Linked DNA regions of Homo sapiens: region 1 is linked to region 2. A link is a contact called in ENCODE Hi-C or POLR2A ChIA-PET data. All regions are on one chromosome and are shown on one strand. Each heading gives the region's core, a stretch centred on a gene start or an enhancer-like site at or near the end of the contact. The rest is flanking DNA. Distances are from core to core; before and after follow the strand shown. Region 1 overlaps GBF1 (golgi brefeldin A resistant guanine nucleotide exchange factor 1). Region 2 overlaps GBF1 (golgi brefeldin A resistant guanine nucleotide exchange factor 1).

Region 1 (2,703 bases), core at 53-2,552, 43 kb after region 2:
GAAGACATGAAGCAAGTATATAGTTGTAGCAACTAAATGAAATCACAGAAAATCTGTACCTGTCCCGATTCTCAAAGATTTTTTTCCTCTAGACTTTTATATGTCAAATATACCTCATGACCACTTTTAAGATAACAAACCAAATTGTACATAATTCATGCTCCTAAAGCAGCAAGACTAGATGACTTTACATTTTTTTATGTACTTTTTTTTTTTTTTTTGAGTCGGAGTCTTGTTCTGTCACCCAGGCTGGAGTGCAGTGGCGTGACCTCAGCTCACTGAAAGCTCTGCCTCCTGGGTTCACACCATTCTCCTGCCTCAGCCTCCCGAGTAGCTGGGACTACAGGTGCCCACCACCACACCCAGCTAATTTTTTTGTATTTTTAGTAGAGACCAGGTTTCACCATGTTAGCCAGGATGGTCTCGATCTCCTGACCTCGTGATGCGCCCGCCTCGGCCTCCCAAAGTGCTAGGATTACAGGCATGAGCCACCGTGCCCGGCCCTTTTATGTGCTTTTTAAAAGTACGTTATGTATTTCAGTTTTTCACACACACGCACACACACACACACACACTCACACACAGACACACACACACGTTCTTCTCTAGGTTTTTTCTGTAAATTTTACATCTCTAGGTGGGGGTAGTAGGGGAAGAGAAGCAGGTTTTTTTTACAGCTGATGTGATCACTGTACAGACAAGCTTGGAAAATGCTACCCAATCTGCCAATTAATTAAAGCGTTAATCTGAGGAGCAGCCGGGCCCAGGGAATGTTTACCCAGGGAGGAGTGGGGGTGGTAGGAACTGAGTAGGCAGCTCCCTATATTTGCATGAAAATGAAGGTGCTTAGGAAACCCTGCTTCCTTTTGTCTCTAAAGGTGGGGCAGCCTAGATCACATCCCTAAACACTTTTGGTCTCTTTAGGAAGCCTTTTAGGGAGCTGGTCTCTGAAAGATGAAAGCACAGCACAATCTAGAAAAACAAATTTAAATTCTGGTCAGAGTAAGGTAGGGAGTAAGTACAGTGTAGTATTCTTTGACCTAGAATGGAATCTTCTAAATTCAGGAGTAAAATTTCATCTATTTAGGTAGAATAGATGAAGGGGTTTTACAAGTTTTAAAACCACATAGGCTGGGTTCAAATCCCAGCTCTGCATATTAGTTGTGTGATTTGGGACTAATCATGTATCTTATCTGAGCCTTTTCTCATCTGTAAAATAAAGATTATCAATTGCCCCTTCATCTCAGAGCAGTTAGTTCTCTGCTAACTCTAGGCAGGAAACAGGCCGGACAGTGGTTACGAACTTCCAAGATTACAGACTGCCTCCATGACTAAGAGACTGCTCAGCCTTTTGTTCTTGTTAAACTTTTTTCTCAGCAAGGGATTATAAACCTCAGAGTTTCCTCTCACCCTCCTGGAATATGCTGCACTCTTTCTCTAAGAGAAGTGACCCTGACCATAACAGCAAAGGACATAAAGACAGGAGCCCACCTTGGGACCTAAGGGTCGCATTGGCTCTACCCAAGATGACGTTACCTATTTATATCACAGGGGAGGGTGGTGAAATGGGCATGGAAAATTGACTCACAATATTTGATGATATTGAAAAATTATTGTTAATTTTTAAAAATTGTGATAAAATACATATAATGCAAAATTTACCATTTTAACTGTTTGTTAACTCTTTAAGCATAATATTGTGGGCCAGGCACGGTGGCTCGCGCCTGTAATCCTAGCTCTTTGGGAGGGCAAGGCAGGGACAATTGCTTGAGCTCAGGAGTTCGAGACCAACCTGGGCAACATGGTGTAACCCCATCTCTACTAAAAATACAAAATTAGCCGGGCATGGTGACAGACGCCTATAGTCCCAGCTACTGAGGAGGCTGAGGGGCTTGAGCCCTGGAGGTGGAGGTTTGCAGTGAGCTGAGATCATGCCACTGCACTCCAAAGCAGGACTCTGTCTGACAAAAAAAAAAAAAAAAAGATAATATTGTGTTTTTGTTCTTTTTTTAAGATTCCTAATCTTTTAGATCTACATGCTGAAAATTTTACAGATAAAATGATACAGTGTCTGGGATTTGATTCAAGGTAATCCAGAGGGAAGAAGATTGACCCAACAACAAAGACCTCTAGCCTCATGGCACAAACAAGAAACTTTTTCCAGGGTTTAGTTTTCTCTTAGATGATACCTCTTCATTTCTGTGTATTTTCTTGCAGAACTCTCAGAAATTGAGCCCAATGTATTCCTTCGACCTTTTCTGGAAGTGATTCGCTCTGAAGATACCACTGGCCCTATCACTGGACTGGCACTCACCTCTGTCAACAAGTTCCTGTCCTATGCACTCATAGGTAAGAGCTCAGGCTTTGTTGCATGACCACAGCACTTCATTTCCCACCTTTCCTGGGGTGCCCAGGCCTTAGGCAATGAGCTGGTGATAGTGGGAAATTTTTTCCAGTCACCTCTTTTCTTGTAGAAGAGAAATAGGATTGTTGTTGGTTATTCATCATGCTAGCTGACTCACGTTGTACAGGGTGGGAAGGGCAAGAGAAGAAGTTTTCCTTGGCACTCTGGCTTCTCTATGCTTTGGAAAGAGTTAAGGGTATGGTACCTTACTCTTGGAAGTTTGGTTAGGTTTGTTTGTTTGTTTGTTTGTTTGTTTAGTTAGAGATGGAGTCTCACTCTGTCGCCCAGGCTGGAGTGCA
Region 2 (2,718 bases), core at 93-2,592:
TGTAAGGTCACATACTTAGTAAGTCACAGAAGTGGGACTGTAAACCTAGGCCTGTTTCACTGATTATACCTCCTACTCTTACCTCTACATCAAGATCCCTTGAGAGCTTTGGAATTGTCACTAGAAGTCTTGACTATTCTCATCCTCATTTTTGGTAAATATGAAACTCATTTGTTCTGTTGTTCTAGAAAAGCTCTTAATGTTTAAATCAGGATCATGGACTACTATCCCCCTCTTCTAAGAGCTTAGATTAATAGGGGCAGTATAACATAGTGGTTAAGAGTGTATATAGGTTCTAAAGCCATGCAGACTGGCTTTGAATACTGGCCTCACCTTGATGACCTTGGGCAGGTTGCATAACCTTGCTGTACTTTAAGTGCCTTATGAGGCACTTACCATAAAATGAGGATGGTATGGAATACTACTCAGCAATAAGAAAGAACTATTGATACATGCAATAACCTAGGTGGATCTCAAAGTCATTCTGCTGAGTGAATGATTCCAGTTACATAGCATTCTGGAAAAGGCAAAACTGTGGTGACCAGGAACAAGCATGATTGCCAGGGGTTGGTGGTGGGGAAAGCGTGTGACTACCATGGGGTAGTATGAGGTGATTTTTGAGGAGATGAAACTGTTCTGTATCCTCATTGTGGTAGTGGTTACATGAGTTAGTACATGTGTTAAAACTCATAGATAATACGCTTCCCCAAGGAATCCATTTACTATACATTAATTTGTTAAAAAAATAAATGTAAAAAGGGCCAGGCGCAGTGGCTCATGCCTGTAATCCCAGCACTTTGGGACGCAGAGGCGGGTGGATTACCTGAGTTCAGGAGTTCGAGACCAGCCTGACCAACATGGAGAAACCCCGTCTCTACTAAAAATACAAAATTAGCAGGGCATGGTGGCACATGCCTGTAATCCCAGCTACTTGGGAGGCTGAGGCAGGAGAATCGCTTGAACCCGGGAGGTGGAGGGGTTGTGGTGAGCCAAGATCACGCTGTTGCACTCCAGCCTGGGCAACAAAAGCGAAACTCCGTCCCAAAAAAATTAAAAAATAAATGTAAAAAATGGGGCAGTAACAAAACCTACACATACCTGTGTACTACCTACTATACAGTACATAACTATATACTAAATTATTTTTATTATTGTTATTTTATCATTGTTATTAAAAGTATGATATTAAATATGGTGACATTCATTTAAAGTAGGATAGAATAAACTTTCACACCATCTGCATGGGTATGGTCAGTAAATGTGAGAAAAATGAGTAACTGTTGAGTCAGGTGGAGTATGTTTTCACATGATTTGGCAGGGGATCTGAGGTTTTCTGGACAGTGGAGGATTAGGCCTAGTATTTCTGGAGTATCTTGCAACTGACTTCTTGTCTGGCTGCATATACAGTTCCCTTGATAGTATTCTTCAACAAAATAGCTTTGGTCTTAGAAGCCACAGCTCTTTTCACTGGCTTCAGATTAGATCTGAAATTTGGACTGAGCAAACTGGTCAAAGAAGGAGCTGGAAGTGGTTCTTATACTTGGAAGATGGTAGCTGTTCTGTATAACAGCTGTAGCTTCCAGAGGCATTTCTTCCTGCCAGCCATAGTCTCTGGATTAGACAGTGATAGCAGTAGGGCAAGCATTATTCAACAGCTAAAAAAAAAGTTAAGGTCGCAGTGGCATTGTAGTTACACTAGCAGTGAAAAAGAGGTTCTAAAGTGAAACCATGACCTTTCCATCAAGTGGGGTGGTGCTTTTGTAGAGGAACTCACAACCTGAATCAAAACAAGTTAAATAAATGGTAAAAAGGATTCTGACCTTAGAATGCTTGCTATGTTAGTTGGCACTTACTGGTCTGTATATTCATTTTTACCTAATGACGCCAGAATTCAGGAAGCAGGGGGGAAAGGGGAATGTTTGTGGTTCCTGGTACAGGGCATTGGTTTAGCAGTGACTTAACTTTTCCTAATTTCTTTACAACAGTGACACTAAATTTCAAGCAAAGCTCCGTCGTCATTCAGTTTGCTTCTTTTATAGCTTGTTGTACATATGTGACTAAGTTATTGATTGCTGTTGAGGAACATCACTCTTTTGTGGCTTTGAGGAGACAATGCCAAATTGACTAGCCTATTGTTTTATTTTGGTTTTGTGTTTTAGTTCTCGTTAATTATGCTAAGAGTAGTTTGTTAGGACAGTGGTTTAAAATATATAAGAGAATCAGTATTTTCTTTTCTTTTTTTTTTTTTTTTAAGTATTTATTGATCATTCTTGGGTGTTTCTCGCAGAGGGGGATTTGGCAGGGTCACAGGACAATAGTGGAGGGAAGGTCAGCAAATAAACAAGTGAACAGAGGTCTCTGGTTTTCCTAGGCAGAGGACCCTGTGGCCTTCCGCAGTGTTTGTGTCCCTGGGTACTTGAGATTAGGGAGTGGTGATGACTCTTAATGAGCATGCTGCCTTCAAGCATCTGTTTAACAAAGCACATCTTGCACCACCCTTAATCCATTTAACCCTGAGTGGACACAGCACATGTTTCAGAGAGCACGGGGTTGGGGGTAAGGTTATAGATTAACAGCATCCCAAGGCAGAAGAATTTTTCTTAGTACAGAACAAAGTGGAGTCTCCTGTGTCTACTTCTTTCTACACAGACACAGCAACAATCTGATTTCTCTATCTTTTCCCCACATTTCCCCCTTTTCTATTCGACAAAACCGCCA

Evidence for each region. Hi-C counts contacts between places; a loop is a spot of excess contacts on that map. ChIA-PET counts read pairs that join two places held with the same protein, here RNA polymerase II (POLR2A). Pooled maps may share reads with other maps.
Region 1: a loop to region 2 is called in a map of PC-3, with 2.4 times the contacts of the local background. The contact joins two enhancer-like sites. A Hi-C loop is called at or near these places in 2 of 168 maps with a recorded cell type or tissue (PC-3 and heart right ventricle), 1 of 37 single-sample maps with no recorded cell type and 5 of 50 pooled maps. POLR2A ChIA-PET finds 5 or more read pairs at or near these places in 8 of 52 experiments (A673, GM12878, MCF 10A and 5 more).

What each region holds. Positions count from the first base shown.
Region 1 is chr10:102,341,834-102,344,536 of GRCh38, forward strand. GBF1 (golgi brefeldin A resistant guanine nucleotide exchange factor 1) reads left to right here. Exons shown (of 40, transcript NM_001377137.1): 4 at 2,218-2,349. Among named protein-coding and RNA genes, the nearest start is that of NFKB2, 53 kb to the right of the region's middle. Within about 2 kb of position 1,303, at least 3 of the 41 ENCODE cell types and tissues checked have a DNase peak (open chromatin) inside an H3K27ac peak, as active enhancers do; they include endothelial cell of umbilical vein, where a contact is called at or near this core.
Region 2 is chr10:102,298,742-102,301,459 of GRCh38, forward strand. The region is part of intron 3 of GBF1 (golgi brefeldin A resistant guanine nucleotide exchange factor 1); the gene reads left to right. Among named protein-coding and RNA genes, the nearest start is that of GBF1, 55 kb to the left of the region's middle. Within about 2 kb of position 1,343, at least 2 of the 41 ENCODE cell types and tissues checked have a DNase peak (open chromatin) inside an H3K27ac peak, as active enhancers do; they include endothelial cell of umbilical vein, where a contact is called at or near this core.